Regions from separate parts of the Homo sapiens genome. Here regions 1, 2 and 3 are each linked to region 4. Evidence: chromatin contacts called from ENCODE Hi-C data. All regions are on one chromosome and are shown on one strand. Each heading gives the region's core, a stretch centred on a gene start or an enhancer-like site at or near the end of the contact. The rest is flanking DNA. Distances are from core to core; before and after follow the strand shown.

Evidence for each region. Hi-C counts contacts between places; a loop is a spot of excess contacts on that map. Pooled maps may share reads with other maps.
Region 1: a loop to region 4 is called in a pooled map, with 4 times the contacts of the local background. The contact joins the promoter of GLMN here to the promoter of HS2ST1 in region 4. A Hi-C loop is called at or near these places in 3 of 50 pooled maps.
Region 2: a loop to region 4 is called in a pooled map, with 21 times the contacts of the local background. The contact joins the promoter of DNTTIP2 here to the promoter of HS2ST1 in region 4. A Hi-C loop is called at or near these places in 6 of 50 pooled maps.
Region 3: a loop to region 4 is called in a map of CD8-positive, alpha-beta T cell, with 8 times the contacts of the local background. The contact joins the promoter of CCDC18-AS1 here to the promoter of HS2ST1 in region 4. A Hi-C loop is called at or near these places in 2 of 168 maps with a recorded cell type or tissue (CD4-positive, alpha-beta memory T cell and CD8-positive, alpha-beta T cell) and 7 of 50 pooled maps.

Annotation. Positions count from the first base shown.
Region 1 is chr1:92,294,836-92,301,558 of GRCh38, forward strand. GLMN (glomulin, FKBP associated protein) reads right to left here and starts at 4,152. Exons shown (of 19, transcript NM_053274.3): 1 at 4,090-4,152; 2 at 3,126-3,194; 3 at 2,569-2,694. The coding sequence starts at 3,164. It overlaps RPAP2 (RNA polymerase II associated protein 2), which reads left to right and starts at 4,224. Exons shown (of 13, transcript NM_024813.3): 1 at 4,224-4,311; 2 at 5,359-5,404; 3 at 6,641-6,723. The coding sequence starts at 4,239. RefSeq lists enhancers at 3,250-4,146, 3,718-4,187, 4,408-4,637 and a silencer at 3,649-3,986.
Region 2 is chr1:93,877,715-93,884,989 of GRCh38, forward strand. It overlaps DNTTIP2 (deoxynucleotidyltransferase terminal interacting protein 2), which reads right to left and starts at 1,492. Exons shown (of 7, transcript NM_014597.5): 1 at 1,363-1,492; 2 at 1-148. The coding sequence starts at 1,434. RefSeq lists enhancers at 1,218-1,647, 1,499-2,314.
Region 3 is chr1:93,341,946-93,349,373 of GRCh38, forward strand. It overlaps CCDC18-AS1 (CCDC18 antisense RNA 1), which reads right to left and starts at 3,866. Exons shown (of 9, transcript NR_034089.1): 1 at 3,779-3,866. It overlaps DR1 (down-regulator of transcription 1), which reads left to right and starts at 3,962. Exons shown (of 3, transcript NM_001938.3): 1 at 3,962-4,920. The coding sequence starts at 4,701. RefSeq lists enhancers at 3,557-4,092, 4,462-4,531, 4,592-4,801.
Region 4 is chr1:86,908,782-86,915,884 of GRCh38, forward strand. It overlaps HS2ST1 (heparan sulfate 2-O-sulfotransferase 1), which reads left to right and starts at 5,854. Exons shown (of 7, transcript NM_012262.4): 1 at 5,854-6,379. The coding sequence starts at 6,256. It overlaps SELENOF (selenoprotein F), which reads right to left and starts at 5,345. Exons shown (of 5, transcript NM_004261.5): 1 at 5,247-5,345. The coding sequence starts at 5,330. RefSeq lists enhancers at 4,642-5,256, 5,105-5,154, 5,257-5,871, 5,265-5,424, 5,475-5,594.

The sequences.
Region 1 (6,723 bases), core at 2,902-5,401, 5.4 Mb after region 4:
GCCCAGCTAATTTTTGCATTTTTAGTGGAGACAGGGTTTCACCATGTTGGCCAGGCTGGTCTCGAACTCCTGACCTTAGGTGATCCACCCGCCTCGGCCTCCCAAAGTGCTGGGATTATAGGCATGAACCACTGTGCCCAGCCTGTAGTCAGTTTTGAACATTGTCTTATCAATATCTAAACCTTTGCATTTAGCTGACCACATATTGCAAAGGTGATTCTCAAACTATTAAGACTAAGCCTCACATGTTTAAATCTATCCCATTAGCTATTCAGAAGCATGCTAAAAATAAAACGCTAAGGCATGCAATGCCTGAAAAATACTTTGTTTATACTTCCCTTTTCCTTCTGCCTCACTGATGTGGTGCTGATCCTCATCTCCTTGGCAGGCCTCTTCTCTCTACCTGTTTCTTAAATTCTTCAAGATGGGATCTTGGGCCTCTTCTCTTCTGCCCCTTTTATGTGAACTCAGGTAAATTCTTGTTTTTTTTTTTCACTCCTCAATGCTTCAATTACCCAATCTTTAGGTAATTAAAGTCTCACAGATATGTGTCTCAGAGATCTACATCTTAATTCCTCTATCTCTACTGAGCTCAAAACCTTATTTTCCAATTGACTGCTGTACTTAAACTCAAAATTTCTAAAAGTCAACTCACTTGTTCCTTCAGAAAACTTTTCCCTCTACTTAGGTTGCCTTTTTCTGTTTGATATCATATGTTATCCTTTTAGAGGCTAGAAACCCAGTCATTTTTGATGCCTCTCCCTCTCAATCAAGCAATCCCCTGTATTCTACCCTAAAACCATACGCCATACAGCACTAACCAGAGGTAGAGCAGAGTGGTTAGGAGCTCCAAAACCATGCTACACAGGTCTGAATCTTGGATGTTACATAAAAGCTGACTTACTTTTGGGCAAGTCATTTAACTTTTCAGTTACAAAATGAACACCTACCTTCTGAGATTTTGGAGAGACTAATTAAGTTAATAAATGTAAAGGACTAAAGACAGCATCTGGTACATGTAAACATGCAATAAATATTAGTTGTTATTAATTTTTTTATTATTAGCTGAAAGCTAAGTACTTTAGAAGGTTATCCTGAGAACGCAATTAGAAAAAAATCAAGAAGAGTTTAAAAAACATAAGATTTATTATATTGGAGGTTACAAAGTTATCATAAACATGTATCAAAAACTAAATAAAATGTCCTATTTTAATAAAAAATAAGAAGGGTATAAGCCATTTGAACTACTGACTAAGAGATGTTATAATAATATATGATTAAAAAGTTTTAGGAATCCCCCAAATCCAATCAAGATGCCCTGGAGAGAAACACAGATCAACATGATTACACTGTGATATCAAGAAAGAAAACTTCTAATAAATAAGTAGCACTGCAAATGAAGAAAGAGTGTGTACCTAGAAGGAAGATGGTCTTTGTATTAGTCTGTTCTCATGCTGCTATGAAAAAATACCCAAGCCTGGGTAATTTAGAAAGAAAAGAGGTTTAATTGACATGCAGTTCCACATGGCTAGGGAGGCCTCAGGAAACTTAACAATCATGGCGGAAGGCACCTCTTCACAGGGCAGCAGGAGAGGGACTGAGTGCCAACAGGGGAAATGCCAGATGGTTATAAAACCATCAGACCTGGTGAGAACTCACTCCCTATCATGAGAAGCATGGGGAAACCACCCCCATGATTCAATCACCTCCACCTGGTCCCATCCTTGACACACAGGGATTATTACAATTCAAGGTGAGATCTGGGTGGGGACACAGAGCCAAACCATAGCCGTCTTCCTTATAAGGAGTATCCAAAGACACAAAATTTGGCAGGATGTTGCCAACACAGTGTCCCAGGAAAAAGTTATTCCTGATCCACAAATAAGATCCTTTTCCATTGTGGAGGATGATTTCTCAAACCATTGTAACTGGATGATACTGGCTAGTATAATGACATATCGTTTTCCTCCTGTTCTGATTCTATGCACATAAAATACTGTTTTAATTAAAATTTGGTTTTCCATACACATTTGGCTGGAGGAGAATGGGCTGATCACCCAAAATGAATATTTAGCCTGCTTGATATGTATATTTCTCATTGTAAATTAATGACTCAAACACCATTTTTGGACTCCCTAAACCAGAAGTAATTCTGTTTCTTCTAAAAACTCTTTACTTCAACTATAGCAATTATTTATTTTGCCTCATTATTGTTAGTTGTTTACATGTTTATGTTTGACCAGATGGTAAAAACCTTCAAGTATATGACTGTTTCTTTTCTTTTTTTTTTTTTTTTTTCTGAGACAGGGTCTTACTCTGTTGCCCAGGCTGGTCTCAAACTCCTGGGCTCAAGTGATCTGCCTGCCTTGGCCTCCCATAACGCTGTGATTACGAACGTGAGCCACTGCGCCTGGCCTAAATATTTCTAATTCTTTTTTTGTTTTCAGTTCCCTACTGTGAAAATTTAAGTAGATTCTTAAATGTTTGATGGATAAATGACTGGATGAATAGCATCATGTGATTATTCTCTTCCCAAGACTGAAAAGTAAACACCAAGATTGTACGCACCTTATTCTTTTCATTTTGAATAATTTCTAATAGCTGGTCTGTGTGCCCTTCTTCTATGCATCTTTGCCCAGCTAACTGAAATAGGCCAAAATCCTCTTCTTTAAAGTCTTGCTCTTCTAGGATTTGCTGGCAAAAAAAAAAAAAACCCAAAAAACAAACAAAAAAAAGTATATGCAAATAAAAATTAAATACAATAACTTCTTGATTTATCTATGAAAAAAGGAAATCTGTTTAAATTCTAGATAAATGTAACGTAAATAACACACGTATCAAAATTAGGATTACCCTAATAAATACTTTAATAAGTGACCTTGAAATCTACTGTACCAGTGAAATCTATGAAAAGGATCAGGATTAAAATGTAAAAGGTTATTTAGATAAGTATGTCACCTGGAGAAATAATCCAATCTGCCTCCCCCACTCATGCTCTTTACAGGTCAAAAAAAGCAAGGATTAAAGAAGATAAACAATTTGAGTGACCACAAATATAATTAAAAACAATCTGTGCCCTTCCCATATTTTGAAAGGTATTTAATTTTACAAAAATTAATACTTACACATCTCTTTATTATAGACTGAAGTTCCTCTACAGCCATTCTTATTTCTCCTAGTTTCGATGCTAAAATCTACAAATACAAAACACACTGTTAACTATCCGTGATATTACACTTAAGTATTCAAAAGTTATGTTTCAGTGTGATAAATTATTAGTAAATACAATAAAGAAAATGGAAAGTTTTTGTTGTTGTGTTTTTTGGTCCAATAGCATGCTAGGAGAAAATGTAAAGTTTTAAAGTTGAAATGTTATTACTGAATCTTAGTATGTTTGCCTAAGAAAATAAAGTGTTTTTTTAGAAGCCCTTATTGCATGTTTTAAGTTTTCTAGGAGCATAGTTTTGAAAGCTACTTTGAAGGAAAAAAAAACAAAAAAAACCTCTCGAGCACTCCCAAGAGGCGAGGCATATACGAACTAAAGGGCTTTTAAAAAGCAAAGCACTTCTTTTCTGAAAAAAAATTTCCAAAAGGTGGACCTGAAATCAAAATTCTAATCATCAGGGGATTTTTCATTTTTAATGTCTCACCTCACAAAAATTGGGGTGCAACACAAGCTTATCTATAGGGGGTGAAGATTCAGATGCCCTCCATTCCATTTCTCTCTAGGAGTTGCAGTCCCCAAAGTGATCAATCCAGCTAGTGAAATCACTGTATCACACGGAGACAAGACAACGGCGGCCTTCAGGAGGAGACCATCGCTTCTCCTGGCGGCAAGGCTCGGCCCCAAGCCCTCAGTAGGGGCGCGAGTCAGCCCGGTCCTCAGGGCAGCGCGCTGGAAGGCGAGTGAACACCCCAGCGCGCGTGCGGGCTGCATCAGAGGAAGCCATGTCTTCCGATTCCTGCTCGCCTAGGTGGGCAGGCTCCACCACCTCGCGTGGCCTAGTCGGCCCGCAGCACCAAGTCCGCCGCGGCTCACGGCCAACCGCGAGCCCTGGCCACCCTGAACCTCTCCACAACTCCACTTACCGGCCAGAACCCTCGCCTCTCCCAGCCGCCGCCACCTCCTCCGGCGTCTTAGCCCGCTCTTCTGGCCCCGCCCCGCGCTACGCGTAGGGAGGCGGGGCCTCGGGGCGAGACGCCGGAGCGTGTCCCCGTCCGGCAGACTACTCTCCCCCATGGCGGACTTCGCTGGGCCGTCTTCTGCCGGCCGCAAGGCCGGGGCTCCCCGCTGCTCTCGAAAAGCCGCAGGTAGGAGCAAGGATCTCTTCCCACTTTTGGACCCTGAAAGCTGGGCCCCGATCTCGAGTTATAGACCGCAGCGCGCGGGCGCTCCTGAAAGGCTGCTTCAGGGGAGGGGTTCTCCCAGGTAGAGTAGGCCGAAAGCTTCCCACCGCCGTCCGCACCTCCTGGGAAAGATTTCCTGGCCGCCCCTCACCCCTTTACGCCAGTGTTCCAAGATTTCCCTCACGCGGACTGTGGCCCCAGCCTCTGAGACAAAGGACAGTGGAGGCCCCGGGAACCCAGGCCTGGGGTCCCCGGGTTTCGGGGCAAGTGACTAGGGCAGCGTTGGCAGCTGGCCTTGAACCTAGGACCGGTCCTCCTTTCCAGATTGCTTGGGTGCCCAGTTCTTTAAGGTGCCGGACTCCCCTCTTCCCCCAGAGAGGACGTTTGGCAGACGGAGAGAGGTTTCCCCTAAAAGTACCCAGATCTCAGATTTTCAGGAGTGGTTAATTAAGCAACTATGATACAGAAGAAAATTCAATCCCCAAAGAGATACATTTTAACCAAGAAAAATTAGACAGTAATCAATTTGCAAAAACAAATTGCTCTCCCTTCCTATTTCATTTTGATTTACACACGATTGGACATAAAATATGTGGAAAAGAAGAAAAGGTGGTCTACAGTTTGTTATTTGTGTAGGAATCTATCTTGTACCTAATGTGTTTGTGTAGACCTGACCTACTGCCACCATGTGTAGCTTAACTGCGGGGATGCATTTTGAGAAATAAGTTGTTAGTCGATTTCATCCTTGTGTGACCATCATCGAGTGCACTTACACAAACCTAGATGGTACAGCCTACTTACACACTAGGCTATATGGTACAGCCTATTGCTCCCAGGCTACAAACCTGCACAGCATGTTACTGTACTAAGTACTGTAGGCAACTGTATATCTAAACATAGAAAAGGTACAGTAAAAATACAGTATTTTAATCTTATGAGACCGCTGTCTGTATGCTGTCCGTCGTTTACGGAAATGTCATTATGTAGCACATGACTGTATTTTTATTGTAGGTACTAAACAGACAAGTACTTTGAAACAAGAAGATGCTTCTAAAAGGTATGACAGCTACATGGACAACTACATTGGCATATCTACTTATCTTGTATTACTTGTACCAATTTTAAAACAATAATGGTTACCTTTTTTTTTTTAGAGAAAATTATCATGAGAGGGAAGGGAAAGATCTGGGAAGGCCTATAAATTCTCACATAGACTGTTACATTCCTCTACTCCAGGCTTTAAGAAAACCAAACTAAGCACTCAGACTGCTAGTGAAGGAATGAGTGTCTGTAGAAGGTGTTTGTTTTTCACCGCTTCAGGTACACTCTCCTTTTATTGCTTTATATGCCAGAGACTCACTCTCCAAGTTTCGCTGTCACTCCAAGAAACCTTTTCTGTTCTTTGTTACATCAAGTCCAGATTTTCATTAAAAAGCTGTCTTGTACTAGTTCTGGTTCTAAAAAGGCAAGATATTACCACATATCACACAGAGTTTCTAGAAGAGGAGTAGAATGTGAAGGGGATTAAAAGCATATGTAGCTATGATTTTTATTTTGTGAAGACTCACTAATCTTATATTGGCTTTGGTCTTAATTTACTCATTCTTTCAAAAATTATTTATTGAGTATAAGATATGTCGGACCTGTGTTAGGCTCTGAAGATATGGTGAACAGAATAGACACAGTTCTTGCCTAGTGGAACAGAGGAATAAATAATAATAAATTAATTAGTTAATTAACATAAACAAATACATAATTACAAATTGTGATAAGCACTATGAAGGAAAAGACTGTGATGTTACGAGAAGGAATAACGAAGTCTAATTTAGTTGGAGGTGGGTGGCAGGGAGGTTGGCTGTGAGTTTTCAGCGAAAGCCTTATGCTGAGACCTGCGTGCTAAGTAGACATTAACCATACAAAGAGTATATAAAGACTTATGTATGTGCAGTGCAAAAAGTAGCTTGTTTCCTTTTTGAAAAGTATTGGATCAAAAGTAACAGCATTAGAAAACAGAAATTTGGCCGGATGTGGTGGCTTATGCCGGTGATCCCAGCACTTTGGGAGGCTGAGGTGGGAGTGTTGCTTGAGGCCAGGAGCTCGAGACCAGTTTGAGCAACATAGTGAGACCTTGTCTCTACAATTAAAAAGAAATAAATATTTTTATTCAAAAAATTTTTTAAATATATTTAAATTTAAGTGGCAAAATAGTGAGTTAGGTTAGTATTGTATTTTAAAACATGGAATGTTGGACATGAAGCTTTTAAGTAGATTAAGTTTCTCTTTCAAATTTTAGGAAAGCTGAACTAGAAGCAGCTGTGAGAAAGAAGATTGAATTTGAGAGAAAAGCTCTACATATTGTTGAACAGCTTTTAGAGG
Region 2 (7,275 bases), core at 242-2,741, 7.0 Mb after region 4:
AGCCTGTAGTTCTGCTCTTCCTCTTTCTAGCTTTAGGAGTTCTAGGGATTAAACTTTGCTTCCCAGTGGTCTGTGATTCAGCAGTAGTTCGGGCATCAGATCCAGTACTACTTTCTGGATGCGCTTGAATCCCATTAGCAGCAAAACTCTGCAAACCAGAGAAAACACACTGTAATTTAGGTAGGGCTGGAACAAGGGCAAAGCAAATGAAATACTGACCCCAAAAGCTAAAACCCAGTAAACAAGATTACCTTTAAAACAAAAAACAAAAAAACCTGCCCAACTCATGATTTTTAAAAAATCAAAATTTGGCCGGGCGCGGTGGCTTACGGCTGTAATCCCAGCACTCTGGGAGGCCGAGGCAGGTGGATCACGAGGTCAGGAGTTCGAGACAGCTTGGCCAACATAGTGAAACCCCATCTCTACTCAAAGTAAAAAAATTAGCGGGGCGTGTTGGTGCGCACCTGTAATCCCAACTACTCAGGAGCCTGAGGCAGAAGAATTGTTGGAATCCGGGAGGCAGAAGTTGCAGTGAGCCGAGGCTGCGCCACTGCACTCTAGCCTGGGCGACAGAGCAAGACTCCGAATCAAAAACAAACAAACAAAAAAATCAAAATTTAAACACTGGAGCCAACCCTGCATTTACTTCACTAGCCTCATCCTTCCTAGATGTAACTTCAGAAGCAGAACGATTAAAATTTTTCTGTTTAAAGTCAAATATAATGGGTAGACCAACATTCTGACCCACCTATAGAAGAGGGGAGAAAGGGAATATTAACTCTGAACACCGATGTGTTTAGGAACACACTGATGGAATCAGTCGCCGCCCTTACCTTTACGTACAGGAAAAAATCGCCGCCGCTCCGTTCCCTGCATCGCTGAGTCAGAATGAGACAGCCGACTAACGCCACTAAGAGTCACCAGGCGACGACACCACAGCCCTCCTCACGCCTTAAGGAGGTGATGCTGGACAGCTGCCAGCCTCCCCACGTGAAAACGAAGCTTTTTTTCCAGCCCCCCTAAATGGGGCTTGTGCATGGTGGCCGAAATTAACCCTCCTTGGTACCGTGTTAACAGTAAGGTTTAAAAGTTCGAACTGTGCTTCTGCATTAAGGAGTTGAACGACCCAAATAAAGTTATCTAACCTCTCTTCCATACTAAAAATTGCCTTAAGAGACAGTGGTGAAGGCTAAACAGTTTCCGTGACAGGCTTAGCACGGGGCCTGGGAGACCCAAGCGCGCGGCAAGCTCGGGTCCTCTCTGTCGGCAGGTCCTCACCCTTAACCGGACCCTTGCGCCGCCCCGCCTGCCTGAGCGCGGCTCTGCGAAGCGGCGAGAAGTAGGGAAGACTGGATTTCCTACCTTTTGCCCGGAACTTTCAGCCGACGCGGCTTGGATGCTGGCCTTAGCCCGTGCAGATCTGGTAACCACCATCTTTCCGGCTCCCTCGCGACCACCACGACTTCCCTCTTCCCTGGCGCTCCGGAAATGCGTCAGAGAACTGCCTCGAGCGCGTTTTCCGCGCAGATCCGAGAATTCGCGAGAATCTCCGCCCAGCCAGTTCAGGCCAGGGCGGTCAGAGACAAAGGGCCTGGGTTTAAGTGTGCATTTCAGAGCTGTAGAAGGCAAGCCAGATTTTTGCTGGGAAAGACCTTCATCGGGGCGGCGAAGCCCGCAGTGACAGAGGGTCTTAGCGTACCCGTTCACATGAATTGTAAAAACGCACTTACATGCCATTCGTTCTTTCATTTGTTTAGTAGAATCGTTTGAACCCGGGAGGCGTTCTTTCATTTCTACGTTCTAAAGAGCTTAATGTAGCCATTGGTATGTCCAAGGGAGAAGTTTGAGATATTTGTGCTTTTTAAAGAAAGACAATATTTACTCGTGTATTGTGACGCTAACTATAAATAAAATTTAAGGACTTGGTTGGGGTAAAAGGGATATAAGGTGCTCGCAGGAACTGGGAGACGAAGTGGAAAGCTGTATAATCTAAACGTGAGATGGTGTTTAGGGATTGGGAATAGCAGAAAAGAAAAAAACGTTAAAGAAATTGTAAAGGAGAAGAATAAGGTTTTGTTGTTGTTGTTGTTGTTGTTATTGTCACAGTGAAAGGAAGAGTATGACCAGAATCAAGAGGTTTCTTTGGTTATCTTTTGAGATAAAAGGTAGAGAACTATGTTTGAGGGGATGGGAAGGGGTTGAAAAAATAAGTAAACGCAAATTATTGTTGGAGGTGAGAAAGGATGAATGAGTGCCTCACCAAACCTAGTCTCTACTTCATGACAGAAAACCAATTTTTTATTTAAAGTCACAGAACACTGTGTCGATGGACACACTGCTTCCCAGCTTAAAATAGCTTATTTTATAGTCTCTCTTGCAGCCAAATGTGGCTATGTGACTACGTTTTAGCCAATTAGGTATAAATTGTGTGCATGTCTTTAGGGACGGCATCTAAAAGAGAGGAGGCCGTCCCTGACTTTTTTTTTTGGAGACGGAGTCTTGCTCTGTCGCCCAGGGTGGAGTGCAATGGCGCAATCTTGGGTCACTGCAACCTCCGCCTCCCGGGTTCAAGCGATTCTCCTGCTTCAGCCTCCTGAGTAGCTGAGATTACAGGCGCCCGCCACCATTCCTGGCTAATTTTTTTTTTGTATTTTTAGTAGAGACGGGGTTTCACCATGTTGGGCAGGCTGGTCTTGAACTCCTGCCTTCAGGTGATTCACCCGCCTCGGCCTCTCAAAGTGCTGGGATTACAGTGCTGGGATTATAGGCCTAAACGACCTCGCCCAGCCCTCCTGATCTTTTAAAGTGCATTTTACTTCCTGGAAAGTTGGGTTCGCTGGTTTTCAGGCGGCAAGTTTGTGCCATAAGGATGAAGGCATGCTTTAGAGATGGCATAGCAGTGAGATGGAAAAATCAACTTGTGGAGCTGCCCTATGAGCCCTCAAGAGCCGCCTTCTAGATTTTTCACCTGATGGAAACACCTTGTTAAAAGCCACTGTTAATTAAGGATTTTTCTATTTGCAGCCGAGCCTAATGCTAACTGAACTGGATAATAAACAGAGATGTGGGTGTAGTCAGAAAAGAATGCACCTTCCTTTGAGCCAGGAGGAAAGAGTTGATATCTGAAACAGAGAGGAGAATGTGAATGCAAGTATGTTCAAGTGGAGTGAAGAAGAGAAGATTTTGGGTAGATAATAACCTCTGTAAGTAGGTGATACATCTCAGAAGAATGGAAATGGTTTATATCAACATTTGTGGCAAATGTGGTAAGAAGCAAAAATAAATTTTAGTAGGGCCAAGTAGCAGTGAGACTATGTAAGAAGATGAACAGAAGAGAAAGGTTAGATTTGAGGAGGAGACAAATCGTGTAGAAGGAAAGTGAACCAATTGGATGTAGGTTGTGGAGATCAAAGCATCAAAGAACAACAGCATCAATCATAATAGTATTGGCCACTTAATATCTGCTGGATACTAATCTACGTGCTTTACATGTATTCATTCATTTAATCTCCACATCTTTAATTTGAGCAAATGCATGAAAATAGAAATTAAGATGACAGAGGTAGGTGTAGAAAACTGGAGAGAATATTAGAAAATCATGCAATGTCTAATACTCACTTGCAAGCATGGCCCTTTCAAGTAAAGAAAAAAAAAAAGGAGAAAACCAACTCATATACAATCTAAGGTCAAGAAACAAACGTAAGATACTAAAATTGTCAGTACATAGTTATAATATGAGAAGATTGAGCTGGTCTATCAACAAATCTACCATAGGCCAAAAAAAAAAGAAGTGTTTTTACGTGGGCTTACCAGGTTTGCCATATTCTTTGCCTATCTTCTTTATCTGAAGTGGATTTAGGGCAAATACAGTATATTTAATTTTAGGTATATATAGTATATACAATACAGTTGACCCTTGAACAACACGGGTTTGAACTGGGAAGTTTCACTTATGCAGTGATTTTCTTCTGCCTCCACCACCCCTGGACAGAAAGACCAACCCCTCCTCTTCCTCCTCAGCTTACTTAACATGAAGACAAGGATGAAGACCTTTATGATGATCCACTTCCACTTCTCTTCCTTATGATTCTCTTAAAATTTTCTTTTCTCGTTTATTGTAAGAATGCAATATATAATATATACAACATATAAAATATGTATTAATCAACTAGTTATCTGCAAGGCTTCTGGTCAATAGTAGGCTATTAGTAGTTAAGTTTTGGGGTAGTCAAAAGTTATCTGTGGATTTTCAACTGTGCAGGGGGGTCAATGCCCCAACCCCCACATTTTTTAACGGTAACCAGTACTATTACTCAGGCCCAAAAGGAAATTTACCTTAAATAATCTATATTTTACTAATTAAATCCTTAAACTGAAAGGTCAAAGCTCCCTGGAATTTTAGGCATTAACCAAAAGATGAGAGTTTTAGTGCATGAGCCTTCTAAAAATGCATACTATTCATGGTCATTCTGCATTGTTACATGTAAAACATTACTATTAAAATTAAGTTTGACCTGTAAGATGTCCAGTGATCCCATTTTCTGGTCTTCAAACCTTTGAATGTGGGCTGGACTTAGTGAGTTCTAATGAAACGAGTATGACAAAAATGATGGATGTCACTTTCAGGATTAGGTTAACAAAAGGCTGGCTTCTATCTTGCTCTCTCTCAATCATTCACTCTGTAGGAACCTAGCTGTACGTTATAAGCTGTCCTTTGAAGAGAACACTGTGGCAAGGAACTGAGTGAAGGAGGCCTCTGGCCTACACCCAGTGAAGAATTAAGGAACTCAGTCTGACAACGTGTGAGGCACTGAGTCCTGCCAACAACTACACGAGTGAGCTTGGAAACAGACCCTCAGTCCAGCCTTCAGGTGAGACTGCAGTCTTGACTTATCCATTGCTGCATCTGGATGCCTCAAAGTCATCCAGATACAACAATAGATAACCAGTAGTTATAGATTAACTTCATCTCTCCTAAAATTTCAAGTAAAATAAATAATACAGGCCAGGTACAGAGGCTCATACCTGTAATCCCAGCACTTTGGGAGGTTGAGGAGGCAGGATCACTTGAGCCCAGGAGTTTGAGACCAGCCTGGGCAACATAACAAAACCCCATCTCTACAAAATATATAAAAATTAGCCAGGCATGGTGGCATGCGCCAGTAGTCCCAGCTACTTGGGAGGCTGAGGTGGGAGGATCACTTGAGCCTGGGAGGTTGAGGCTGCAGTGAGCCATGATCATGCCACTGCACTCCAGCCTGGGTGACAGAGCGAGACCACGTCTTAAAAAAAAAAAAAAGAAAAAAGAAATAATACAGTATGTACTCATGTCTAGCTTCTTTCACTCAGCATAGTGTTTCTGTAATTCATCCATGTTATTGTGTATACCAGTAGTTGATTCTTTTTTATTGCTGAGTATTTCATTGTATGACTATATAACAATGGATTTATCCATTCAGCTGTTGATAGACATTTGGGTTGTATCTGGTTTTCAATATTGTATTTGGGGGCTTTTAGAATTCTGTAATGTCAAATGATCATTTAAGATTGAGTGCAAACTAAGCTGGGTGTGGTGGCATGTGCCTGTAGTCTCAGCAACTTGGGAGGCTGGAGCAGGAGGATTGTTTAGTTCAGGAGTTCTAGGCAGTAGTATGCGATGATCACACCTGTGAATAACCACTGCACTCCAATCTGGGCAACATAATGAAAACTGATCTCTATAAAAAACAAAAACAAAAACAAAAAACAAAGGTTGAGTGCAAAATAAAGACATTTCAGACAAATGGGATCTAGAAAATTTACTGTCACTAAAGACCTTTGGTAAAGAATTACTAAGGAGGCTAGGTACTGTGTCTCATGCCTGTAATCCCAGCACTTTGGGAGGCTGTGGTGAGAGGATCACTTGAGTCCAAGAGTTCAAGACCAGCCTGGGCAACATAGCGAGATCCTGTCTCTACAAAAATAAAAGTTAGCCAGGTGTGGTGGTGCATGTCTGTAGTCCCAGCTACTTGAGAGGCTGAGGTGGGAGGATGGCTTAAGCCTGGGAGGTTGAGGCTGCAGTGAGCCATGATCATGCCACAGTACACCAGCCTAAGAAACAGAGTGAGATCCCTGTCTCAAAAAAAAAAAAAACAAAAAAAAAAAACTTGAATAGAATGCAAGAATCAACAGTGAGCAAAGAAAGAGGGAAAATAATCAAAATAAGTAATGTTCATTGTAAAACATGAACCTTAAAATAATGGACCAGCAGACACATCAAAATCTTGCATGACATTTTACACATTTAGTCATTGCTGAGGAAACATGTTAAAGCTTTTGTTGACTTCTCTGGTAGCGGAACTACATATGACCATATCCTGATATATTTAGAGGAAATTAGCAAGCTTTCATCTTTTTATGACTTTTCCAAACTTAACCTACGCTTATCTCAACAGAAGCCATTCCTTTCTATAAGAATAAGCTTTTGAAGATGTTTTCCTTGAACTTCTAAAGTTTACATATTAACTACTCCATCATTCAATAGGGGCATATTTACAAACCAGGCAAACAAGGGTTTCTGCCCAGAATGCCTACCACACCTTGTCATCTGACCCTAGTCTAAAGCTAATTTCTTCAGGGAAGTTTTTCTTATCCTTAACCTGCTACTCAGTCCCACTTCCTTCCACATGCCCCAGTCCTTTTCATTACTTCTATCAACAGATACAGCTTTTTTTTTTTTTTTGAAACGGAGTCTTGCTCTGTCACCAGGCTGGAGTGCAGTGGCATGATCTTGGCTCACTGCAACCTCCAACTCCCTGGTTCAAGCGATTCTCCTGCCTCAGCCTCCTGAGTAGCTGGGACTACAGGCACATGCCACCACGCCCAGCTAATTTTTGTATTTTTAGTAGAGACAGGGTTTCACCATGTTGGCCAGGATGGTCTCAATCTCCCGACCTCGTGGTCTGCCCACCTCGGCCTCCCAAAGTGCTGGGATTACAGGCATGAGCCACTGTGCCCGGCCTTTTTTCTTTTTTTGGGGGACAGAGTCTGGCTCTGTCACCCATGCTGGAGTGCAGTGGTGTGATCTCGGCTCACTGCAACCTCCACCTCCCAGGTTCAAGTGATTCTTATCCCTCAGCCTCCCAAGTAGCTGGGATTACAGGCATGTACCACCATGCCCGAATAATTTTTGTATTTTTAGTAGAGACTGGGTTTCACCATGTTGGCCAGGCTGGTCTCGAACTTCTGGCCTCAAGTGATCTGCCCGCCTCGGCCTCCTAAAGTGCTGGAATTACA
Region 3 (7,428 bases), core at 2,616-5,115, 6.4 Mb after region 4:
GAAAGACTTGAGACTTTGTAGTCAGAAAGCTTGGGTTGCATTTCCAATCTGCCACTTATTCACTCTGTGACCTTGAATAATCTCACTGGGCTTCAATTTTCCCATCCATCAATTGGGATTAATGACTAGTTATAAAGACCAAATACATGTGAAAGTGCTTTATATTTTTAAAGTCCTATAATGAATATAACCTTTTTTCCTTTTTTTTTTTAATTTAGAGATAGTTACCAAATTACAAATAGCTTCAGCTTTGGAGTTAAGTAACAACCTGGTTTGAAATTTCAGCTCCATTACTTATTATCTGTGAGACTTTGAACAAATTAGTAAAACTCTCTGAGACTGTTTTCCCCCCATGTCAAAACACCTATTTTGCATGGCTATATGGAAATTAAATGAAATAGCAAATATGAAAAACTTTTGGCCCAGTGTATAATTCATATCAGGCACTGATCTGTTTTCTTTTTGCCCTAACCTACTTTTCCTGCATCATATACCACTACACCTCTTTACAAACCTTATTAATAGAGCCACTCTAGACTACTTTATTTCCCCAAGCCATACAATGTACTTTTGTGTTTTTTCTTCAGCTACATGCTCTTTCCTTCCCTATCAAAATTGTACTCAATCTTCAAGGTGCAGTTAAAATATCCAGTCCTCCATAAAACCCTTTGTACTCCACAACTAGTGTGTTAATCACTTCTTCCCATGCATTCTTAGCCTGTATATTTTATCACAATATTTATTTGAATCTGGTTTATATTCTGCTTCTCCCACCAGATTATAGGGTCTTCAAGAACAAGGTGGGAGTTATATTCATCTTTATTTCTCCCACATCATAGTCAGGACACTAGACAGTTATTGAATGAATGTAGAAATCAGATGCTGTCTTCTCTTTCCACTTTCTATAGGACACCACTTCTACAAATGCCTGCCCAAACATGTGCAAAAGCAAGCACATCTTCTCTAAACAGCTCCCTTTCAACTCCACTGTTTTTGACAGTGACACTCCCCTAACCCTACTCTGAGGCTAAACTTTTTTTTTCCTTTTCTTGAGGCAGGGTCTCACTCTGTCACCTAGGCTGGAGTGTAGTAGTGTCATGGCTCACTGCAGCCTCAGCCTCCTGGGCTCAAGTGATCCTGCCACCTCAGCCTCCCAAGTAGGTAGGATCACAGGTGTGCACTACCACACCTAGACAACATGAAAAAAAAAAGTTTCATATATATGCATTCTCTCTGAAACTCTTAAAGCTTAATAAGGAGATGTTCTCTTTGTCCTTAAAAGCCTATTTATAATACAGATACATGTAGTGTACTATAAATAACTATTTAAATATGGGCTACAGATTAGCATATTTTATGACATATCACACTGGTATTTATATCCAATTAAATTTCTCTCAGCCACGTATGTAATAAACTAGTTACATGGTTCATTACTAGTTGAAGACTGACCAAGCCTGATAAAGATGATAAAAGACACTAACATTATATAACACTTCATACTATAAAAAGTACTTTCACACAACTCTCATTTGATTTTGAATCCTGTGTGTTACATAATATTTCTATATCTGAACTGAAGAAAATGAGGCTTGGAGAGTGACTTGTCTAAGTAAAAAAAAAAGCTGGGACTGGAACCTACAACTCTTACTACACATTCAATTCTGTTTATGCTACCACAGAAGCCTGTAGCAATAAACTATTACTGAAATAATGTGTGCTCTACTCGTCTATTTAGCATAAGTCTATAAACATAAATGTTACATGAAAAAGCAAAGTTATAGTTTTTTCAGGAGAGACAAGATAAGGGTCAGTGACACTGTGACAACTTGGGACATTTTTTGCCAGCCAGCTTTTTCAGACGGATAAACTTGTTAAGGTCAAGATAAATTTAGGCACCATAATAAATCTTTAAATCAACAGTAAACTGACAAAAAAAAACAAACCCACCACTTCATAAAGTATTTTTTTTTTTTTGAGATAGAGTCGTGCTCTGTCTCCCAGGCTGGAGTGTAGTGGTACGATCTTGGCTCACTACAAGTTTTGCCTCCAGAGTTCAAGCGATTCTCCTGTCTCAGCCTCCCAAGTAACTGGGATTACAGGTGCCCACCACCACACCCAGCTAATTTTTGTATTTTTAGAAGAGGTGAGGTTTCACCATGTTGGCCAGGCTGGTCTCGAACTCCTGAGCTTAAGTGATCCGCCCCCCTTGGCCTCTCAAAAGTGCTGGTATTACAAGCATGAGCCACCATGCCCAGCCTGAAGAAAATTTAATTAAAATACTGTTTTTAATCAAAGAAATTTTGTTTTGACTAAATTTAGTAGCACTGAAAAACAAGTGTCTACACTTCAGAAATTAAAGAACCAGTAAGTTGTCCTGCAGAAAATGCTAAATGAAAAAATAGCATAATAAACTGTAATGTCTTCTTGAGAGCAGCATATAGGGCTCAGACAGAACGTTTTAAGAAAACACTGTCAACAAGCCAGTTGCCATCATATGTATCAAGAGTAATGAATCTGATGAACCAAAGTGACAAAATGGATTTCAACAGTGTCTTGTTTAGTTTTTAGAAATTCCAACATCCCACTATTTATAGTATAGCCTCTTCTTCCACATGACAGTATGACAGACTCAGTTTTTTTACTTTTTTTTTTTTTTTATCTTTTTTGAGACAAAGAATCTTGTTCTGTCACCCAGGCTGGAAGTGCAGTGGCACAACCGCAACTCACTGCAGCCTTGACCCCCTGGCTCAATCGATCCTCCCACCTCGCCCTCCAGAGTAGCCGGGACTACGGGTGCCTGCCACCAAGCCTGGTGAAAAAAAAACCCGTGTTTCATATTGTCATATAGAAGAGGCTATACTATAAACAGTGGGATGTTGGAATATATATTTATATATATAAATATATATTATATATATATATATATATATTTTTTTTTTTTGTAGGGACGGGTCTCACTATGTTGCCCAGGCGGGTCTTGAACTCCTGGGCTCATGTGATCCCCCTGCCTCAGCCTCCCAAAGTGTTGGGTTTACAGGTATGATGAGCCACAACGCCTGGCTGACACACTTTTTTTTTTTTTAAATGCAATTTCTGTTTAGACCTTGACACCTGTTGATATTACTAGTCACTATGGAAAGAAGTAAAAACAGTTGCTTAAGATGCTCTAACACTTTTTTCCCCTGTAGAAGCCAACATGGAATACAACATGAAAACTGTCTAAATGGGAACCTTCTAATATAGCTCATTGTATGCCATGCATTTCCACTCCATTTCCACTATGTTGGAACTGACTTCTGCTTTCCTACTTAGCCATTAGGCGACTTAGTTGCCTCTAGGCAAGTAACTTCTCTGAAATGTTTCATTTTTCATGAAGTTTAAAAAAAAAAAGGTGAAGGACTTTAGAGAGCTTTGAACCGAATAAGGTCTATCAGACATCTTGAAAAGCTTTTTCTCCAGACGACGCAGAAACAGGCACACGGGGTTCTGCTTTCCCCACCTCCCACCCCCAAGCCCAGGTCCCATTCTTCTCACTTTCAATCCTCATTTGGGCTCCTAAAGGAATAGCAAAGAGAGTTATTTTATCAATACCAGCGCTCCTCTGTCCCCAAATCCAGCTAGGGAAGGTTTCGGAGGCCTCAGCTACTTGAGAGAGGGTAGAGACGATCCTTCCTCGCCTATCTACCCAGCCACCCACCCCTTCCCAGATGTAGCGTCCGGGCCCCAGACCAAGCGCGTGCTTGGAGCTCTCCGGTACAGTGAGGCGCGCGCTTGCCTGGCTAGGGTCCCTGTGAAGGAATGGGATCCCGAGGTGCTTGCCAGGACCGTAGCAGGCGGAAGCTGCTGGCAGCGCGAACGGGCGGCTCCCGCCGGCGTGGGTGGGGGAAGGGCGGCAGCCACACCCGGAAGTCGGTCCGGGAGGGAGGGGGAAATCTGAGGGAACGAGGCTTCCGGTGGCGCAAAGGGTGTCGGGAGCGGCTTCCTGCAAACCTTCCCTGGCATCTGGAGGGACCACCGTTGCCGCGTCTTCGGCTTCCACGATCTGCGTTCGGGCTACGCGGCCACGGCGGCAGCCACTGCGACTCCCACTGTGCCTGGCTCTGTCCATATTAGTTCCCAGGCGGCCGTCGCCGTTCCAGCAGCGGCAGCGGCAGCGGCAGCGGCGGACATGTTGTGAGGCGGCGGCGCGGGTGTCTGAAGGATGGTTTGGCCGAGGCGGCGGCAACGGCTGCTGGCGGCGGCGGCAGCGGCAGCGGGGCCTCGGGCTCTATAGAGCCGAGCCCGCTGGGTACCCGCCCGGTACCGCGGCGAGGCCAGTGCCCCTGGATCTTGCCTCTGCTCCGACGCCGTTGGGGACCAGTTAGGCGACAGCGCCCGCCCCTCTGAGGAGACACGAAGGTGGTTCCCCAGCCGCTCAAATTTCCGGACCACCGCGCTTTCCCCTCCTCAGCCTGGGCTGTGCTCTCTCTAGAATCCTCGGGCCCCCACTTTCTTCCCAAACTCATCCTAAATCTCTCACACACGCGAGTGTTCCCAGCCCTCAAGCCAGCTGCTCCTCCGTTCATTTTCTGCACCCTCTTCGCAAAGCACCCCCCGGGATCACTCTCCGAGGGCGACTTTTTGAGAAATCTCGGTGGAGTAGTGGACCAGAGCTGGGGAGTTTTTAAAAGCCGGGGCGCGAGAAACAGGAAGGTACTATGGCTTCCTCGTCTGGCAACGATGATGATCTCACTATCCCCAGAGCTGCTATCAATAAAATGATCAAAGAGACTCTTCCTAATGTCCGGGTGGCCAACGATGCTCGAGAGCTGGTGGTGAACTGCTGCACTGAATTCATTCACCTTATATCTTCTGAAGCCAATGAGATTTGTAACAAATCGGAAAAGAAGACCATCTCACCAGAGCATGTCATACAAGGTAAGTCGTGTGTGAGAGCTGGTTTGAATGAGGTTCTAGGGTAGCAGTCTGCTAATCGCGTGACCCTTTCGTGTCAAAGCCTCCATTCCTCTTCCCTGGTAAGTAACTTAATGAAAAAGCCAGACTGGCATGTAGGCAGCCGGTGCTTTAAAAACAATCCCTTTGTAGCATTTTTGCAGTACTTTTCATCCAGCGAATACATGTAAGGAGTGCAAACATTTAGGTCAGCGTCCCCAAAACGTAAAGAATAAGAGTGATCTCACTTTACAGCCAGGTAAGCCGAAGCAACAAGAATTACTTGCCTGAAGTTGAACTTAGATAATAATTAAGGAACGCAGAAATTCTCCTTTGGAAAGTTAAAATTCAGACGGAGGAACTTCAACGTGGGTGGAGACAGAGCACCCCCTTCCCCACCTGACCTTTCACCAATGTAGAGGAAAAGATTTATTTTCTGAACACATGAGTTAAAAAATTCTTAACATACAATGTGTTCAACGTTGTCAAGTTTATCGTTGTTAAATAAAAGGTGTATGTTTTCTGCTCTAAAAATGGTTTGATGGTACGTTCATGAATGAGTTACCAAATAACTCCTGTTCCATTCTGTAAGAATAGGGTGAACTTTAAATTTTCGTTTTTTTCTTTTCGTTTGCTTTTATGTCGTTTGCTTTGTTCTATTCTGTGGAGATAAGTTTTGAAATCTTTGATTGAAAGTTTATGCAAGTTTTTTTTTTAACGGAAAATTTCCCCGTCCTTTCCTGCTGTCATTCCTATTTGAATGTATACACTTAGGCTTTTATGGAACAGCACTTCTGAAAACTTCAACAGTTTCTTTTATCCTGGAAAGGATTTGGTCCCGTAATAGGGATTTGGGGGACTGTATTCTGGTGGTTTCAGAGAGGAGAAACATATTTACTATTCATAATGTTTCGGGAACGTACCTTTTGCGATATTTTTACATGTACTCTTGTGAAAGAGTTGTACTCAATTTGAGGTGAGAACTTGCCTTTTGTAATAATCTAATTAAAGTTATTGATTGCTTGTGAAATCAGGGAAAAATGATTAATTTTAATCATTTTGATAGGCAGGTGGTTGTCTATCACTTAATTTTTATAATTTAACTTTTTAAAATGTGACTTTCCTGTTGTACTGAAGTAGAGAACACATCTGCTTATATTGACCATATCCAATATTTTACTCTCAGTATTGACAAAAGGATTAAATGATTCATTTTTAATCCTTTATGACGTCTTGAAAGTAGTTTTAAAATATATCCTGCCATTTCAGTACACAAGCAGAAAAATCCCTAGGAAAAAGCATATTTGATTCTTAAAACTAGTACTAGTTTTTTTTTTTTCTACTTGTTTGGTGTGCTGAATACTCTAGCAAGTAAAATGAAAGCCAAGTTGTCTATTTTTTCCCTTGTGTATTTATTTTTACATTGTATGTGTGATTGCTGTCATAAGTCTTTCACAAGATTATCCAGCACAGATAGCTATAATTTCTTTTTACAACTCTTAAAAAGGAAAAAGAACCTTTATCAACATTGCCTTTCTAATGAAAATTGCAAAAGATTTCAGCAGGGTCTGCCTAAACATTTGTTTACACTACAGAAGTGGGGATCGTTCCAAAAACCTAATAACACATTACAGTCTGTCTTCTTGGGGAGAGTTGATTCTTTTCTAGGATATATTTAGATTTCTGATTGACATGATGGAATAGAAGTGCAGCTGTAGCAAGCAGTATGCTAAATAATTCAACTTTGGAATATGCTAAATTCAGTTTAATGTGTGAGTCAGAAAGCTATAGTGAAAAAGCATTTCCATTGTGTAATGAAGATGATTTGTTTTTAAAAATCATGTATTGACGTGTTACCTTAAATTTAAAAATTTACCTTTTTTTCTTGTATTATGCTATTCTTAAAAGTGGTTAAGAATCTACATTTTCGCCCAAGAATTCTCCCTAGTTGGGGTTGTAGACTTTATACATTTATAATCTCATATTGCTTAATTATTCCAAAGAAGTTTTGTTTTGAGAGATTACATTTTTAAAGAAATTCTTAAGGTTTATATGTTTTAGGTGTTTGAAGTGTGTGCCTATACACTAATCATAATAGGACATTTTTATACTTTTCTGTCAGCATTGATTAGGAATGTAGAATATATCCAAATGGAATAAGTAATGTACATTTTAAAGTGATATGATTCTCACATGTTGAAGTTTGGGTTTTTAGTGATAAGTTTAATGAATTAGACTTTGCTTCAGGACATTTCACTTGTTCATTTCTCACCTTGCTTTATCTTGTCTGAGCAAATTAAGCATTCTGAGATAGTTCTGTAAAATGCAAGTTAAAGTTGAACTAATTTTATCACCAGTATATCTATGAAATAACTTATTTAAAAAAATTTTTTTTTCTGTTTTGCTTATTTTGAGTTTAAGAAAGTAGACTTGGTATTGAAGACCATAGATACATGAATAGAGGGAGTTCTAAGCTATAAAAGGTGTTCCTAT
Region 4 (7,103 bases), core at 4,604-7,103:
AATGAAGGATTGAATATCATCACTTAGTTCTGGGGAGCGTTAATAAACAGCTCCCTAAGACTGTACTAAAATATCACTTTTCTATTGCTTATTTAAGCATACTCGATGTATTTTCAGATTAAATCACTTTATATCCAGTTGTTACCTCACTGAAATATTGACAAATATGCAGTTATTAACTTGAAATTAAAGCTATTCAGAGGAGTAGACAGTGATAAAAACTCAACTTGTCAAGTATAAGAAACTCAGAGGTATCAATTAACAAAACACGAGTGCAGTCCCAATGACAGTTTTATCCATAGCAGTATCTCAATCTCAAAGTGTCAAGAAATTGTTCCCTCATCCCCCTTTAATTCCTATGGAAGTTTCCAAAGATTTCACTACTGCCAACTACTTATGCCACCTGATCTTTTTTTCCCCTTGGGCTAACTGTGACATATGCAGTTTCCAACTTCTTACTGTTTTTTCAACAATTATCTATACTCCTTTTCATTTTCAAGGTTTTTCTTGCTTTCTTTTCTTAAAAGCACTAGTTACTACAGAAGAGACATGAATAAACCTTAGGGAAGTTATAACAGTTCAATAAGGGTGAATTGTCCAGCACTCTCTCTTTTCTGAGTCATTTTTGTATTTTTGAGAGTGGTTGGGCTTCCTCACTGCTCTACACAAATTGCAAATATCCTGATGACTTTGATGGCATGGAGCAACAACACAAATGAACTGGGGCCATTTACGCTTCAGAGGGATTTAAATGTACAAATACATATGAGACACAACGAAGGGAATATAAAATAAAAATGGTCCCTGTATTCTCTTTGGCTACATTCTAATTGGCACGGGGACAGGAGGAGTGGAGGGATACTAACACACACACACACAGAGCTATGATTTGGTTAAGACCATGTGGATTTGTGTAATACAGTATAAAGTATGATGATACAAGGCCAGGGGTGGTGGCTCAAGTCTGTAATCCCAGCACCTTGGGAGGCTGAGGCGGGTGGATCACAGGGTCAGGAGTTCGAGACCAGCCTGGCCAACATGGTGAAACCCCGTCTCCACTAAAGATACAAAAAATTAGCTGGGCGTGGGGGCGCGTGCCTGTAATCATAGCTACTCGGGAGGCTGATGCAGGAGAGTCGCTTGAACCCGAGAGGCGGAGATTGCACCACTGCACTTCATCCCGGGTGACAATGCGAGACTTCGTCTCAAAAAAAAAGTATGATGATACAATATGCAAGGGAGAAATTACATCTAACTTTGCAAGTCTGGAAGTGGAATGTGAGTTAAGCTTTGCATTCTATTGAAACATCTTAGTTCAGGGAGAAAGAGATAAAGAAACAAAGGCCAAGAGTAAATTAATTTGCCTTAGTCAGTTATTAGAAGTTAAAACTAAAAAATACATTTCGTTAAAGTAGTGTACTTCCCACTAAATTATACGTCATGAGTATGAATTCAATAGGCAGAGTTTGAGAGAAAAAGGCTGTGTATGATGGCTGTCTTTGGGAATATTTGGTGGAATGGTGTGGCTGTGGCTGATCACCCAGTAGTTTTATTTGATGGTAAGTTAGGATGTTCCATCCTGTGGGGGTCACATTCACAAAAAAATGAGTAAGTTGATTCCTGCCTCAAAAGGTTTCAGTCTGGCTGGGCGCGGTGGCTCACGCCTGTAATCCCAGCACTTTGGGAGGCTGAGGCAGGCAGATCATGAGGTCAAGAGATCAAGACCATCCTGGCCAACATGGTGAAACCCCGTCTCTACTAAAAATACAAAAATTAGCTGTGCGTGGTGGCGTGCACCTGTAATCCCAGCTACTTGGGAGGCTGAGGCAGGAGACTGGCTTGATCCCGGGAGGCAGAGGTTGCAGTGAGCCGAGATGATGCCACCGCACTCCAGCCTGGCAACAGAGCAAGACTCCATATCAAAAAAAAAAAAAAAAAAAGGTTTCAGTCTAACATGTACTTACCAGCTAGAGTTGCACAGCTACCACAAATTTTTGAATCATATCTAAGGCAGAGTCCAAGCACATGTATTTTTTAATCTCTCCTCCTCCCAACAATTTTCATCTACACACCTCCAGTTGGGATCACTGATAATAGAGCTCTATGAAGGTAACTGAAGCTGATTTTAATAGTTTCCAAACAGATTTCATACTTCCAGGTTTTCAGACCTTTGCTTGTGGATTCTCTAATTCATTCATCAAACATTTCACTTATACATCAAGTATAGTACTACTCTGTATATGTGTCACTAGAGATAAAACAGTCAACAGGAAAGACAGGGTACTTCCCTTTGGGAGTGGGTAGGAGAATGCCAAAGAACAAGAAATTATTAAAGAAAACTATGGAACGTATCTCAGAGAATAAATATTGATCACCACTGGAGCACACAGAAAGACTCTTAATCCAAACTTGAGGGATAGCGAAGCTTTGTTGGAGGAAGTGATTTCTCTACTAAGAACAGAAAGAGAGTAAGTAGAAGACAGCCATTTTTGTTGTAGGGTAGGAGAAAGGGAGGAAAGGATGAGACGCTGGGAAGCGGCTTGTAGGTAATGAAAACACCATGCTCAAAGGTCTGGTGAGGGAGAATACAGTATGTGAAATAAGCTAAACAAGTGATGCCAATTCTCCACTTGTACCTTTCTGCTCTCCTAATAGAAGTAAATGTTGGGGAATAAGCCTGGATAGACAAACAAGTGCCTCCTTAAGGAACATTGAGGAAGACAGACTTCACCTTAAAAAACAATAAGCAGCCACTGAAGAGTTTTAATCATGACAGATTTAAATTTTAGGCAGATCACTTGATGCACTGTAGAGATTGGAAATGAAATAATGAGATGGGAGACTAGTTAAGGAAGCTGTTGTAATTCTAGGCAAAGATAGTAGCCTGAATATAAATACTAACTGTGGAAACAAAATTATTAAGTGGACTGGCTTAGAGATTTTTAAGGCTTTAACGACTAATTGAATTCAGACAGTGAAAGGAAAGAGGATTTAAAATGACTATTTTTTTTTTTTTTTTTGAGACAGAGTCCTGCTCTGTTACCCAGACTGGAGTGCAATGGTGCAATCTCGGCTCAGTGCAACCTCCGCCTCCTGGGTTCAAGTGATTCTCCTGCCTCAGCCTCCCGAGTAGGCATGCGCCACCACGCCCAGCTAATTTTTATATTTTTACTAGAGACGGGGTTTCACCGTGTTGGCCAGACTAGTCTTGAACTCCTGACCTCAGGTGATTTGCCCACCTCAGCCTCCCAAAGTGCACTGGAATGAGCCACCACAACTGGCCAAAAATGACTAATTTTTGGCTTGGGCAATTGGGAAGCTGACAAAGGCAAAGCCAACCATTTAGATTCTGAATACAGCCAGGGATAATTCAAACGGTGAACCAAGACGCTGTTATTTCTGAGGAGAGAGATGTTTATGGCCTGAGTGATTAACAATAAGTGGATGGATTTGAGATACTTAGGAATTAAAATCAGTAAGTTTCAGTAATTCCCTGGATATGATATATGTAAGGAAAGGAGTCAAACATGACATCCAAATTTCTAGTTTGGATTCTGTGCACAGTCACTGTGGTACGCTGTTTAATTAATTCCTATCATTATTACATATGGAATTAGTTAATTCCATAAATACCTCCTATCCTGGTATGCACACTTTGCAAAGTGACTCTGTCATTCCTCCCATGTAGAGATGAAATCTATTTCTCCATCCCTGAATGTGAACTAGTCTTGTGACTTGCTTTGAGAAATATGTGATGGAAGTAATATATGTGATTTCCAAGGCAAGGCTTTAGAAGGCATTGTAGCTTTTGCTCTTTTGGAGTGCTGCCCTGAGAGTGCCATGAAAAGAAGTTGGTCTAGCCGACTGGAGGATGAGAGGTCACACGGAACAGAACCAAGTCCTCGAGCTGACAGCACCAACTATAAACAGTGGTAATCCTGGAACCTTTCGGTTTAGCTGACCTACTAGGTCAACAAAAAGCATAAATGAGGCCAGGGGAAAACCAACATAGGTGGAGTAGTTCTACTCCACTGACCCAGAATTATGAGAAATCATTGCTGTTTTAAGCTACTAGGTTTTAGGGCGGTTACACAGCTATAGACAACTGACAGTCAAAGACAGAGGGAGATCAAAAAAAGACAACCTGAAATGTTATCTCGAATGACCTAAAGATGTGCAAAAACCCTTAAACAGTAGAAAGTTTAGGGAGAGGTGATCCAGTAATTCCTAGCACCAAATGCCTGAATAACAAGATAATTGGAATGTTAATTACAGAAGTTAAGAATCTACCTTTTGGTTAAAGTAGCCAAAGCAAACAGCCAGGATGCTTTCAAGCTCTTTGAGAAAGGTAAGTACAGGTGTTCATAGAGGACTCCGGTGTAGTCCCTTAACACCCTCAACCTTGGATAAGTAAATTAAACCAGGTCTCCTTATTAGAGACTACCCGAAGAATTAAGCTAGGATAAAAAAACGTAAAAGCTTTCAGCACTGTGCCTAAAATTTTACTATTCACACAGCAGAACATGGATATGAGAAGAAATAAGTTAAAAGTACACTTTTCCCATTCAAAGGTCACCCATCTATTCTGCCAATAGAGAAAAATGAAATAAAAAACGCTGCCTTAAAGAAGACAACGAACATCATTTAAAAAACTAACTTCAAAAATGAATTATACTTTGGTATAGATAACTCCTTTTACTCCAACAACATTGTTTAAAAGCACAAATCGCACTCAAGCGCAGCCAGCCGTATATGAATAGCAGAGGAGAACGGAAGTTAAGAGACTAACAGAAGTAGTGAAAATGAGAGAGCACGCGCGCGAGAGAGGTAAACACAAACTGTTCGCCTGGACCAACGACTTGAAGACTTGCCTCTAAGAGTTGGAAGTCTCGTCATGAGTCTCTTGCATTTCTGTCCATTTAAAAACAACCTCCACTTCTTGCCAAGCTTTATTATTCCCCCCTCCCACCTGGTGTGGTTTACAGATTGTTTTTAGCAAGAGCCGTATAAGAGAAGCTACGTACCCAAGACAATCTGAAATCAAGAGAAAACTGCTGCTAGAAACCCAAGGCGGGGAAGGAGAAGGATCAACCGAGAAATTAAGCCACGTTGCATTCTGGCCGCAGCAGTCATTAAGGAAGCGCAGTCCTCCCCACCCTTTTCAACCAGGACCGAATGTTGCGTCTTTCTCAGCTGCAATCACTCCTACTCTCCCTGTGGCAGCTGCGAAGGTGATCTACACTCACCGCTTGAAGCACAGTCGCCAACAACAACCGTAGCCCAAACGCCGGCACCAGACACCCACTCGGCCCAGCCGCCATCGCTACCATTTTCCGCAGGTTTCTGGCTGCCTAGAAGGACCCCTAAGCTAGGGGCGTCCACTCCAGAGCCTGATCCAAAACAGAACGCTAACGGCCGTTGCCCTTACATCTCTCATTTGGAAGTGACAGGTATTAAATAACGGCATATGAAAGCTTAAAAGTCATCAAATACAATCACTGGGTGCTTTCGATTACCCAAATCAGGCACTTGCCTAAACTCCCCACTTCTTTACTTCTGCGGTCTCCTTTCTTTTATTCACGACACTTCGTCAAGCAGCCAAGAAGCCACGCCTTCGCCAGTTTTAGCCCCGCCTTCTTCTCCAAGTTTACCCAATTGAATGTCGTCTTGATTGAGCTCTGTGGCAGAGGAAACCAACCGTAAACCGAACCAAGAGCGAAGCGCAGGGGCTCTTCCGTCCAATAAGCGGACCCGAACGGGGGGAGGGGCGGGGCTTCTGGTTGCCGAGCAGCGTACGCGGATGCGTGCGCGTGGTGGCGGAGGGGGATGGGCGGGGGCGGGGATGAGGGCGGCGCAGCCGCAGCGCCGGTGGAGGGGCGCGCGGCCGCGAGCAAAGGAGGGAGGGAAGGAAGGAAGAGAGGGAGGCGGGCAAGCAGGCGGGCGCGGGGGTCGGGGACTGAGGCAGTAGAGGGAGGCGAGAGCCCGGCAGCCGCTTCGCGCTGTTTGCTGCGCGGGCTTTTGGAGGGGGCGGCCGTTTAGTCGGCTGAGGAGAAGCGGACACCAGCGGCGTTGGTGATAGCGCCTGGGGGAGGGGGACTGGAGAGGCGAGAAGGGGGGTCGCTGCGGTGGTTCTCTCGCTGTCGCTCTCTCTTTGCCTCGCTCCCGGCTCGGCGGGCTCCTCCCGGCGTCTCTCTCGCCTCCGGGGTCCCGCTCCCCGCCCCCCGCGGTATGTCTTGATCCCGAGCAGCGGGTTTCATGGGGCTCCTCAGGATTATGATGCCGCCCAAGTTGCAGCTGCTGGCGGTGGTGGCCTTCGCGGTGGCGATGCTCTTCTTGGAAAACCAGATCCAGAAACTGGAGGAGTCCCGCTCGAAGCTAGGTGAGGAACTGAACTGCCCCGGGCTGAGTGCTGTGGAAGGGGCCGAGGAGGCGCTGCCGCCGGAGCAAGTGGGCGTTCATCTAACCTGGGGTCTGGCTCGGGGGCTGAAAGCGGTTTCAAAGAGAACCGGGAACAAGGGGCAGCGAGAGCACGAGCTCCAAGAATGGGTTGAATTAAGCTTGAGCGGCGTGCTGGGCTCGCGAGGTCACGGGGCAGAGGTTGCAAGGTTGGGCTTCCCTAGCCAAAGGGTAGCCCCGAAGTAGGCATTCCGCGGAGAGAGAGCGAGAGAGAAGACCGAACTCAGTGGGGAGCGTGTGTTGCTGGTCTCCGGAGACAGAAGCGCTTAGCATCGCGTGTTCTCTTGGAAGTCGTACAGGAAGCCCTGGCAATGTCAGATGAGGGGTATTCTAATTTGAGCTATGGGCATCTGGATACGAATTCTTTTGGGGGCTCATGAAGGGATAGGTGCGCAGAAATGGGAGGAGATGCTGGGATGACGGAGAGCAACATGTGAACACTGTAGCGAGTTGCACTCTTGTGCTCCGGGCAGCAAAGGACCTTGTAATTGCCAGCTGAGGGAGGCTGGCCGGGTAGTGCGGGAACGCGAGTGCAAAGCTTCATCGGAGTACGGAAATGAGGGTCCGGAGATTTAAATTCTTCTTTAGTGGCGCTAAACTGATGAATTGGGGCTTGAGAATAGGGATGCCTATGTATGTTGCTTCAC